Regions from separate parts of the Homo sapiens genome. Here region 2 is linked to region 1. A link is a contact called in ENCODE Hi-C or POLR2A ChIA-PET data. All regions are on one chromosome and are shown on one strand. The core of a region is the stretch at or near the end of the contact, and the rest is flanking DNA. Distances in the headings are between cores, read along the strand shown. Region 1 has its middle 7.0 kb from the start of SLC44A2. Region 2 overlaps DNM2 (dynamin 2).

What was found. A loop is a pair of places that touch in the nucleus more often than their neighbours do. ChIA-PET counts read pairs that join two places held with the same protein, here RNA polymerase II (POLR2A). Pooled maps may share reads with other maps.
Region 2: POLR2A ChIA-PET joins it to region 1 with 11 read pairs in Panc1. The contact joins two enhancer-like sites. A Hi-C loop is called at or near these places in 4 of 50 pooled maps. POLR2A ChIA-PET finds 5 or more read pairs at or near these places in 2 of 52 experiments (Panc1 and naive thymus-derived CD8-positive, alpha-beta T cell).

What each region holds. Positions count from the first base shown.
Region 1 is chr19:10,615,548-10,621,560 of GRCh38, reverse strand. It overlaps a transcript of SLC44A2 not described here. Among named protein-coding and RNA genes, the nearest start is that of SLC44A2, 7.0 kb to the left of the region's middle. Within about 2 kb of position 3,665, at least 9 of the 41 ENCODE cell types and tissues checked have a DNase peak (open chromatin) inside an H3K27ac peak, as active enhancers do.
Region 2 is chr19:10,805,611-10,811,650 of GRCh38, reverse strand. DNM2 (dynamin 2) reads right to left here. Exons shown (of 21, transcript NM_001005361.3): 13 at 5,684-5,735; 14 at 3,071-3,082. Among named protein-coding and RNA genes, the nearest start is that of MIR199A1, 8.9 kb to the left of the region's middle. Within about 2 kb of position 1,755, at least 9 of the 41 ENCODE cell types and tissues checked have a DNase peak (open chromatin) inside an H3K27ac peak, as active enhancers do.

The DNA of each region.
Region 1 (6,013 bases), core at 2,416-4,915:
GAGGTGGGAGGATCACCTGAGACCAAGAGGTCGAGGCTGCAATGAGCCAAGATCCTGGCACTGTACTCCAGCCTGGGTGACAGAGCAAGACTCCATCTAAAAGAAAACCCACAAAAACCAAAAAAAAAAAAAAAAAAACACCCAACCATCCCTTTCCTCTCTGTCCTATGACCTTTTCTTTTCTTTCTTTCATTTTTTTTTTCTTTTTTGAGGCAGAGTCTCGCTCTGTCGCCCAGGCTGGAGTGCAGTGGTGCCATCTAGGCTCACTGCAACCTCCACCTCCCGGGTTCAAGTAGTTCTCCTGCCTCAGGCTCCCAAGTAGCTGGGACTACAGGCACACACCAACGTGCCTGGCTGATTTTTGTATTTTTAGTAGCAGAGACTGGCTTTTACCATGTCTCTACTACTGGTCTCGAACTCCTGACCTCAAGTGATCTGCCCACCTTGGCCTCCCAAAGTGCTGGGATTATAGGCATGAGCCACTATACCTGACCCCTATGACTTTCTCTTTGTTGTTATTATCAAATAGAGTCTTGCTTTGTCACTCAGCCTGGAATGCAGTGGAGCAATCATAGCTCACTGCAGCCTAAACCTCCTAGGCTCAAATGATCTTCTCGCCTCAGCCTCCCAAGTAGCTGTGACTATAGGCACACACCACCATGCCTGCCTAATTTTAAAATTTTTTGTAGACCAGTGTCTCGCTATGTTGCCCAAGGCTGGTCTCAAACTCCTGTGCTCAATGGGCTCAAGCCTTCCTCCCACCTCGGCCTCCCAAAACCCTGGGATTACAGATGTGATACATTTTGCTTCTTATCACCATCTGACATGTTAGACATTTGCTTATTGGTTGTTAATTATCTGCCCTCTTGCCTATTGCCTGCATAAGGACAGGGATTTGTGTGTCTTTCATTCCGGCTGCGTCCCCAGTATACAGCATAGCCCCTGGCATAAAACAAACATTTAATAAGTATTTGTTGAATGAATAGCCACAATATATAATACATGTATGTAGAGTGAACACTGAAAATAAAAACGAGCTTAGAATTTTCTAAGGGTACATATTTTAAAAATTAATTTGCGTTTTTTGTTTGTTTGTTTGTTTTTTGGAGATGGAGTCTTGCTCTGTTGCCCGATCTTGGCTCACTGCAACATCCAGGTTCAAGTGATTCTTCTGCCTCAGCACCCCCGGGTAACTGGAATTACAGGCGCACACCACTATGCCAGGCTAATTTTTGTATTTTCAGTAGAGATGGGGTTTCACTATGTTTGCTAGGCTGGTCTCGAACTGCTGACCTCAGGCGATCCGCCCACCTCAGCCTCCCAAGGTGCTGGGATTACAGGCATGAGCCACAGCGCCCAGTAATTTTTTTTTTGTTTTTGTTTTTGAGACAAAGCCTCACTCTGTTGCCCAGTCTGGAGTGTGGTGAAACAATCTTGGCTCACTGCAACCTCCACCTGCTGGGCTCGAGTGATCCTCCCACCTCAGCCTCTCGAGTAGCTGGGACTACCCACACACCATTGCACCCAGCTAATTATTTTTGGATTTTTTTTTGTAGAGACAGGATTTCACCATGTTGCCCAGGTTGGAGATTTGCAGATTTTTTTTGAGACGGAGTCTCGCTCTGTCACCCAGGCTGGAGTGCAGTGGCATGATCTTGGCTCACTGCAACCTCAGCCTCCCAGGTTCAAGCGATTCTCCTGCCTCAGCCTCCCAAGTAGCTGGGACTACAGGTGCACGCCACCACGCCTGGCTAATTTTTTGTATTTTAGTAGAGATGGGGGTTTCACTGTGTTGCCCAGGCTAGTCGCGAACTCCTGAGCTCAGGCAATCCGCCTGCCTCGGCCTCTGGAAGTGCTGGGATTACAGGTGTGAGCCACTGCGTCCGGCGGAGATTTGCTAATTTTATACTTAAATGAATCTCAGGCCAGGCGTAGTGGCTGACGCCTGTAATCCCAACATTTGGCAAGAGAATTGCTTGACTCCAGGAGTTCAACACTAGCCTGGGCAATATATTGAGACCTCGTCTCTACAAAAATATTTTTTCTTTTTTGTATTGCAAATCGAGCAGCCTCCTGAGCCAAAGTAGGCTCTGAGGCTTAAAAAAAAAAAAAACACTTTTTTTTTTTTTTTCTGAAACATGGTCTGGCTGTATTGCCCAGGCTGGAGTACAGTGTCATGATCTCGGCTCACTGCAACCTCTACCCCCTGAGCTCAAGCCCATCTCCCTCAGCCTCCCAAGTGGCTGAGACTACAGACACACAACACCACGCCCGGCTAATTTTTTATATTTTTTTGTAGGGACTGGGCTTTGCCATGTTGCCCAGCTGGTCTCGAACTCTTGAGTTCCAGCGACGCACCTGCCTCGGCTTCTCAAAGTGCTGGGATTACAGATGTGAGCCACTGTGCCCGGCCAAAATTTTTAAAAACTAGCCGGGCATGATGTGCCTGTAGTCCCAGCTACTGGGGAAGCCTAGGGTGGGAGGATCACGTCAGCCCAGGAGGTTCAGGTTCAGGTTTCAGGGAGCTGTGATTGCGCCACTGCCCTACAGCCTGGGTGACATAGTGTGACCCTGTATCCAAAAAAAAAAAAAAAAAAAAAAAGAATTGTATACATGATACATGTAGAATTTACAGGGAAAGGATAAATTCTTTATTCAGTAGCCCTGAATGTATATTAGGAAGAAAAGGCCAGGCATGGTGGCTCATGCCTGTAATCCTAGCACTTTGGGAGGCTGAAGCAGGCGGATTGCCTGAGCTCAGGAGTTTGAGACCAGCCTGGGCAACACGGCGAAACCCTGCCTCTACTAAAATACACAAAAAAATTAGGCGAGCATGGCCGGAACACGAGGTCAGGAGATCGAGACCATTCTGGCTAACACGGTGAAACCCCGTCTCTACTAAAAATACAAAAAATTAGCCGGGCGTGGTGGCAGACACCTGTAGTCTCAGCTACTCGGGAGGCTGAGGCAGGAGAATGGCGTGAACCAGGGAGGCGGAGCTTGCAGTGAGCCGAGATGGCGCCACTGCACTCCAGCCTGGGCAACAGAGCACGACTCCGTCTCAAAAAAAAAAAAAAAAAAAAAAAGGCCGGGCGCAGTGGCTTACACCTGTAAACCCAGCACTTTTGGGAGGCGAAGGCGGGGAGATCACAAGGTCAGGAGATCGAGACCATCCTGGCTAACATGGTGAAACCCCATCTCTACTAAAAATACAAAAAAGTAGCCGGGTGTGGCAGCATGTGTCTGTAGTCCCAGCTACTCGGGAGGCTGAGGCAGAAGAATGGCGTGAACCCGGGAGGTGGAGCTTGAAGTAAACCGAGACTACGACACTGCACTCCAGCCTGGGCAACAGAGCGAGACTCCGTCTCAAAAAAAAAAAAAAAAAAAAATTAGCCAGGCATGGTGGCAGGCGCCTGTAGTCCCAGCTACTCGGGAGTTTGAGGCAGGAGAATGGCATGAACCCGGGAGGCGGAGGTTGCAGTGAGCCGAGATCACGCCACTGCACTTCCAGCCTGGATGAGAAGAGTGAAACTGTCTAAAAGAAAAAAAATTCCACATGGATTAATCACGCAAACACAGAAAACTCAAAACTATTACAAGTATGAAGGGAAAGCATAAGAGAATACTTCTACCATCAGATAGGCAGTAAGACCGGTAAAGCCAGAAGGCAGAGAGACAAGGGAGTACCGGAAGTTTCTGGTGTCAGCTAGAATGGCAGAGGGTGAGCGGCTGCATAGAGACAGCCAGTGGTGAGCAAAGCGAACTCACTACCTTTCAGATCCTCTCCACCATACTGGAGGCCATTTCATCAACCCATTTTATAGGAGAGAGAACCGAGGCTCAGAAAAGGGAAGGGCTTTGCTAGTCACTTGAGCGGTCCGTTCCCAGTCTAGGTTTGATGAGTACGTGGGAGCCATGGAGGGTGTTTGAGCAGGAGCATGACAGGGCCGCACCGGGGAGGGAACACATGAGGGAGTCTCAGCTGTCTCAGGAAAAGATTGGGGAGCCTGAGGGTTTGGTGCCATGAATGGTAAAGCTGGGACATGCCTAGCTGTGTGAACTTGAGTTACTCCTCTGTGAGATGGAGCTGAAAATGCAGAGAGAGGTGCCTGGCATACACTTGGCTCAAGGCCTGGCTTTGTGGGCTCTCTGTAAAGAGGGAACATTGGTAATATCTTGTGATGGGTTCCATTAGCTCTTATTAACCTTAGCTGGGTGGGGACGAAGGGAGGGGAACAGCAAATACTAATGGTTTCTGCCCTGAGAGCCTAATCTAAACCCCGCAGGATGGGAACTCGCTATATCTTTGCAACAATGCTGCAAGATAAGAAGAAGAACAAGGGCTGGGCGTGGTTGCTCATGCCTGTAATCCTAGCACTTTGGGAGCCCCAGGCGGGCGGATCACGAGGTCAGGAGATCAAGACCATCCTGGCTAACACGATGAAACCCCGTCTCTACTAAAAATACAAAAATTAGCCGGGCGTGGTGGCGAGAGCCTGTAGTCTCAGCTACTAAGGAGGCTGAGCCAGGAGAATGGCATGAACCCGGGAGGCGGAGCTTGCAGTGAGCCGAGATCGCGCCACTGCACTCCAGCCTGGGCGACAGAGCAAGACTCCATCTCAAAAAAATAAAAAATAAAAGATAAGAAGAACAAGCTGGGCGTGGTGGTCCGTGCCTGTAGTCCCAGCTACCAGGGAGACTGAGGTGGGAGGATGACTGGAGCCCAGGAGTTACAGGCGGCAGTGAGCTGTGATAGCACCATTGTACTACAGCCTTGGCAACAGAGCAAGACCCAGTCTCTATTTTTTTTTTTTGAGACAGGCGCCCACCACCATGCCCAGCTAGTTTTTGTATTTTTAGTAGAGACAGGGTTTCACCATATTGGCCAGGCTGGTCTTGAACTCCTGACCTCAGGTGATCCGCCCACCTCAGCCTCCGAAAGTGCTGGGATTACAGGCGTGAGCCACTATGCCAGGTCCCGGTCTCTAAAAATAAAAGTGAAAATAGAGACAGGACATGGTGGCTCAATCCTGTAATCCTAGCACTTTGGGAGGCCAAGGTGGGTGGATCACTTGAGTCCAGGAGATCAAGAGCAGACTAAGCAACAGGCAAGACCTCGTCTCTAAAAAAACAACAAAACAAAACAAAACAAAAAAACAAAAATTAACTGGGCGTGGTGACATGCCTTTGTAGTCCCAGCTACTTGCGAGCCTGAGGTGAGAGAATCTTTGAGCCGGGGGAGACGGAGGTTGCAGAGGGCTCAGATTGCCCCACTGCACTCCAGCCTGGGAAACAGAATGAGACCCTGTCTTTCTCACTGTGTATATTGAACACAGTTTCACTCTGTTTCAATAAATAAATAAACATAATAATAAAATGTTACATGGTTCACCTCATTTCATCCTTTTTTTTTTTTTTCTTTGGAGACAGGGTCTCACTGTCACCCAGGCTGGAAAGCAGTGGCACCATCTTGGCTCACTGCAGCCACGACCTCCAGGGCTCAAGTGATCTTCCACCTCAGCTGGCACATGTCACCATGCCCGGCTAATTTTTGTATTTTTGGTAGAGACAGGGTTTCGCTATGTTGCCCAGGCTGGTCTCTAAATCCTTGGCTCAGGCAATCCCGCTTTGGCCGCCCAAAGTGCTGGGATCACAGGTGTGAGCCACCATGTCCAGCCCGCCTCATTTCATCTTTACAGCACCTCCTATCATTATCCCCATTTGACAGACAGATCAACTGAGGCCTAGAGAGAAAGAAGGTGCCCATGGTGTGAAAGATTTCAATCAGCAGACCCAAGCTGTCCAGCTCCCAAGTCAATGTTTGGACAGTTAACCTTCCAACAACACAGGTTTGAGCTTCATGGTTCCCCTTAAACACAATTTTTCTTCTGCCTCTGTTACCCCTGAGACAGCAAGACCAACCCCTCCCCTTCCTCTTCCTCTTCCTCCTCAGCTCACTCAATGTGAAGACCATTTTTTTTTTTTTTGAGACGGAGTCTCCCTCTGTTGCCCA
Region 2 (6,040 bases), core at 506-3,005, 190 kb before region 1:
CAGCCTGGGGGCTGTGCTCCCATGCTCCCTGGCCGCTGGAGGCATGTGTGGGCAGAGCCCCCCACCCCACTCAGGACGAGGGCCCTGGGAGCTGCAGGAAGCACACGGAGGCACGCACAGGGCGGCCTGGGACCCAGGCACTGACAGACTTGGCCAAGCTACAAAGGGTGGGCTGAGCATGGCCATGGACAGCTGCGAAGGGCTGGCCTGCATCCCCCAGTGCAGGGCATGGCAGGGCACGGCACGGCAGGAGCGCCAGAGATGGGGCCTCCAGGAATCCCTCTGGGGCCCAGATGCTGTCCTAGTCGGGGGCGGTCCTCTGGAGGGGCTTCATCCGGACTACCCCGACCCACCCCGGGCCTGACATTCTGAACCAGGGCCACCAGCCCACAGCTCCAGCGGCTCCTTGGTGGCTGGATGTGAGTGCTAAGCCCCAGGTGGCCATGAAGACGGAGGTGGCTAAAGAGTACCCAGGGACCCCTGGACCATGCAGAAGTCACTGCCCAGGCTGGGGACAGCATGAGATGCCACCGGGCGCCCCTTGTTAAGGCCAAGGGTACAGACTTATCCCTCCCTGGGATGAGCAGACAGGACTCTCACAGTTGTTTGGAGCAGGCAGTGACCCCTGGCATCTGGCCATTCACGGGCTGCCTGGTGGTGGGTGAGGGGGCTGAGGCCAGCAGCCCCTGTGAGGTCACAGCATCCCCTCTGGGAACGCAGTGACGAGCTCTTCCTGGTCTGTCCAGGACGTCCTGGTGTTAGCACCAAAGGTCTGGCAGTCTGGGAATGCCTCCATTCACCCGGGGGGAGCGGGGTGGGGGCACTGCCTTGTCTCAGCCCAGAGCTGGGCACAGAACGAGTGCTTAGTAGACCCTGGTTCCATGACTGAATGACAACCAGGTGAGGGAAAACAGGGAGACAGGCTGTCGGTGCTCCCCCAGAGAAATGTGAGGCCTCCATACTCCTAGGCCTGGCCCGGTTTCTAAGGAGAGGGATGTGCCCGCACACCCCTCGGTGGCCTGGCTCTCCTGCCTCCAGCCGGGGTTAGTGTTGGTCAGAGCTGGAGCACAGGGCCCACGCTACACTTTGGGGTGCATGGCCACAGGGCCAGGGCACTGATCGGGGCCATGCTGGGGATGGCACACCAAGCCTTGGGGCAGGACGTCTGGCAGAAGCCCTGAGGTGCCCTTCTCCACACGGGTTCAGAGACAAAATCCCACCCTAGGGAGCTGCAAGCTGTGGGTGGCAAACAAAGGCCCGTTAGCCATCCACCACTTGTGAGCCAGAGAAAGGGAGCAGCCAGGCCTCAGCAGAAAGTCAGGTTTGCATCCAAGGGACACATCCCAATGGGACTGGGCTTAGAAGGAAGTAGGGGTGGGAGAGACAGAAGAGGCGGCAGGCCGTTGCGGGCTAGGGTGCACAGTGACAGGCAGGCAGGCACATGGGGCGGTATGGGTGGCAGGGCAGGCAGGGGGCGGCAAAGCAGGGATCCTCTGGCAGGCTGCTCCAGTCTCTTTCCTGGGTGAGGGTCCTGGCCTGAGTCTCCCGGGTAGAGATGGGAACCACAGATGGGAGACCCAGAGGCCACGGCCACGCTCATGACGGGGCTGGGCTATGTGGCCTCTGGTAGGAAAAGAGGAACCCCTAAACCTCTTGGGGTACAAGGGAGAAGCAGGTTCCTGGTCTTGGCCTGGCAAATTCAAAGGGACTGGGGGGAACACATGAGGAACCTGAAAACCACAAGCCCGAGGCCAACTAATTCCTCCCGTCACTGCCCCACCCATGGCCCTATCTGCACACCCAGGCCCTGGGAGCAGCGAGGCCCTGGCATAGGATCGGCTCAGCTACAAGAAAGACCCTGGGATTGCCAGAAGAGCCCCGCCAGAGGGCAGTGGCAGGGATGACCAGCGCCTTGGTGGCTGGCAGTGGGAGAATGTCCAGCAAAAGGGAGCCCCTGCTAGGACTGGAGGCCCAGGCTGTGCTGTCCAAGTGTAAGAGCCGGGCTGAGGCCGGCTGCCTAGAGGTGAGCTCCTTGAGCTGGGTTCAGTTCTCAGCTATGAGTAGCAGGCTGCTTCCCGCTGGGCTGGGCTGGACTGGGCCTCACGCCCATCTCACGCCCCACACTGGGCCCCAGCTGAGGGTTCTGCACAAAGGAAGGAGGTGTTACCCACAGCAGGGATGGACAGCAAATATGATTCATCTCGGGAGCCATGTCAATCGACTGGTACAAGATACCTGAAGCACTGTGGTGAGAATTCTGGGCGTGGCAGGAAACGGTGCTAGGATCAATTAGTGTTGCCTGTCACAGGCCAAGGATAGGAGAAAGGGTAAGTGGAACAGAAGAGCCTCATCAATTTATCTGGAGGACAAGAGGCAGCATCTAGGAAAGAGGCTCCTGATTGACTAGTCATGCCTGCCATGCATAGAGAAGAGGGTATCATATAGGGAGAAAAACAATACCTTAATCACTTAGCCACATCTGCTATAGAACAGGAGTGCTGGCAAGCTTATTTGGAAAGAATGCTAGGATTGCTTAGCAATGTCTGCCATGGGCGTGTGCTAGAGGAGCGGCACAAGGCAAAGAGTGCTAGATCAACTAGCCATGTCTGCCATGGGCACAAGAGGGCAAGATTTCTGCCATGTGGAAAAATATGCTCTGATCCATGAGTGACATCTGCATAGGAGATAGAAGGAGGAGGGGCAGTGCCAAGAATGAATTCTGGTCTGGCTTAAGCGAGATCTTCCACAGCCAGGGATGTGAGGGGAGGCAGGGGCGGTGTGTAAGTATTTGCCATCCCTGACCTACAGGAAACCAGGAAAACCTGCCAGGAACTGGCTGCAGAAGTGCGCCTTCAAGGGTGGCGGTCCAGTTAGTGCCTGTGTGAGTCGACTTATACCCAGGGCAACGTGCAGTCCAGCGCCGGCTGCGGCATGGGGTTTCCAGGTTAGCTCGATTTTTAGTATTTTTGTTATTTGGAGGGGATGGGGAACAGGGAATATTAGGGGTGGGCGGGGTCTCCATCACCACTAGATTCTCTAATGTTTGCTACCACACTAAGCATGTACTTACCAGGATCTCCCCCTTTGAATATGCAAAGTTAGGGTTGTGGGTAAATCAGGGAAGAGCAGGCAAAGGAAAAGAGATGGAAGGGACGTGAAGGGGACAAAGAAAAAGCAGGAAAAGCACAAAAACAGGAGAAGAGAAGAGCAGGGGAAAAAACAGCAAAAGAAAAAAAATTACATGCTATTAATCATATTCATGGTGTTAATATTTAATTCATTATTATCTCAAGAAACAAAAAAGCAACAACATATGTATTACCTACGGCAAGCGCAAAAATAAATCATGCAATGGTTACGTTCTTCCTTCCAGTAGGCTCTATGATCGTGCAAGGTACATGGTGGAGTCCCCGCCCCCACCCCTGCCCAATGGGGAGAAGGGAGGGACATAGGCAGAAATTTTGCGAAGATTATGGTTTCCTTTTCTTTCTTTCTTTTTTTTTTTCCTGATATGGAGTCTCGCTCAGCCGCCCAGGCCAGAGTGCAGTGGTGTGATCCTGGCTCACCACAACCACCATCTCCTGGGTTCAAGTGATTCTCCTGTCTCAACCTCCCGAGTAGGTGGAATTATAGGCACCCACCATCATGCCAGGCTAATTTTTTGTATTTTAGTAGAGACGGGGTTTCACCATGTTGGCCAGGCTGTTCTCTAACTCTTGACCTCAGGTGATCCGCCCGCCTCGGCCTCCCAAAGTGCTAGGACTACAGGTGTGAGCCACCGTGCCCGTCCAGGTTTTCTTAAAAATTAATGATAAAGGCTGGCATGATAATCCCAGCACTTTGTCCGGGCGAGGCGGGTGGATCACCTGGGGTCAGGAGTTCGAGACCAGCCTGGCCAACATGGTGAAACCCTGTCTCTACTAAAAATACAGAAATTAGTCAGGGGTGGTGGCAGGCTCCTGTAATCGTCGCTACTCAGAAGGCTGAGGCAGGAGAATCACACGAAGCTAGGAGGCGGAGGTTGTGGTGAGCTGAGACCGCGCCACTGCACTCCAGCCTTGGTGGCAGAGTGAGACTCTGTCTCAAAAAAAAAAAAAAAAAAAAAAAAAAAGGCTGGACGTGATGGCTCACGCTTGTAATTCCAGCACTTTGGGAGGCCGAGGCGGGTGGATCACCAGGTCAGGAGTTTGAGACCAGCCTGGCCAAGATGGTGAAACCCCCTCTCTACTAAAAATACAAAAAAATTAGCTGGGCGTGCTGGCGGGCGCCTGTAATCCCAGCTACTCAGGAGGCTGAGGCAGAGAATTGCTTGAACCCGGGAGGTGGAGGTTGCAGTGAGCTGAAATCGTGCCACTGCACTCCAGCTGGGACACAGAGCAAGGCTCCATCTCAAGAAAAAAATAAAAAAAAATTAGCCTGGTGTTGTGGTGAGCACCTGTAATCCCAGCTACTGAGGAGGCTGAACCAGGAGAATCGCTTGAACCTGGGAGGCAGAGGTTGCAGTGAGCCAAGATTGCGCCACTGCACTGCAGCCCAGGTGACAATGCGAGACTCTGTGTCAAAATAATAATAATAATAATAAGGTACTGAAGGCAGGCATTGATACAGCCGTTCATATTTCACAAGGCCTCTAGCTGGGTTAAGATGTCAAGGTACAACCCTTTGTGGCTCAGGGCTTCTCCAGGTGTGGGGCTTCAACTATCCCAAGCTCCCCTGAGCTGCTAGTGACAATGTAGTTTCCAGCGGCTCTCACCTAGGGGCTCCCAATCCCTGGGGCTGTGTTGGAAAGCTCAAAGAGGTCACAGACCCCCGCTCAAGGGAAAAATTCTTATTTATATCTTTATTATTATTATTTTTGGAGACAGAGTCTGGCCCTGTCACCCACACTGGAGTGCGGTGGCGCAATCTTGGCTCACTGCAACCTCCGCCTCCAAGGTTCAAGCAATCCTCCTGCCTCAGCCTCCTGAGTAGCTGGGATTACAGGCGCGTGCCACCACGCCTGGTTAATTTTTTGTATTTTTAGTAGAGATGGGGTTTTTGCCATGTTAGCCAGGCTGGTCTCAAACTCCTGAGCTCAGGCAATCCGCCCGCCTCAGCCTCCTAACATGCTAGAATTACAGGTGTGAGCTATCGTGCCCAGCCTATTATTAATTTTTAAGATGAGGTCTCATTGTATTGCCCCGGATGGTCATGAACTGCTGGGCTCAAGTGACCCTCCCACCTTGGCCTCCTAAGTAGCTGGGGTGATAGGCATGAGCCCACCACTCCCAGGTAATTTTTAAATATTATTATTTGTAGAGACAGAGTCTTTCTATGTTGCCCAGGCTGGTCTCAAACTCTTAGCCTCAAGTGATCCTCCCACCTCGGCCTCCCAAAATGCTGGGATTACAGGTGTGAGCTACTGTGCCCAGCCAAGAGTCAAGTTCTAACCCTGGCCTTGGATGGCACATAGGGCCTTCTGGGTGGGTAAAATGTGCCCACTAGGCCCTGCCAGAGTGTTGGCTCTCAGGCCATCTCCCAGAATTATCAATTCCTAAGTGGCCTCTAGAGAGAGCAGATGGCCTGGTACTGAGGCTGTGGGGTGGGGCTTTACACAGGCCGAGCTCCATCACGGGGGCTTAGCTGTCACTTAGCGTCCTCCCGCCCCCAGGGTAGAGCGGGAGACTGCAGAGGGGTGTGCTACCTGATTGGGGATGGCTCTCTTCTTGTTCAGCTGCGTGCTCCTCTGCTGGGCACTGAAACCAAAGAACAGACAGGGTTCACGTGGACAAGATGCCGGGGGGGAAGAAGGGGAAGAGGCGAATGTGGCCGTTCTCTCCCTGGGGACCAAGTGAGCAGCCACAGGTAGAGGCAGAGAGAAGCCCCCTGCACACACAGAGCTGCGCAAGGGAAACGGCCTGGGCACACGGAACAAGTAAATGTATCTGGTTCAATTGAGGCTTCTAGGCCCTCATCTCAGCCGACTTACTAAAGCGCAGGTTACTTCCAGATGTCACTAGAATCCCGGAGTTTCTAAGGGGAAGTGTGAGAAGGTGTTGCC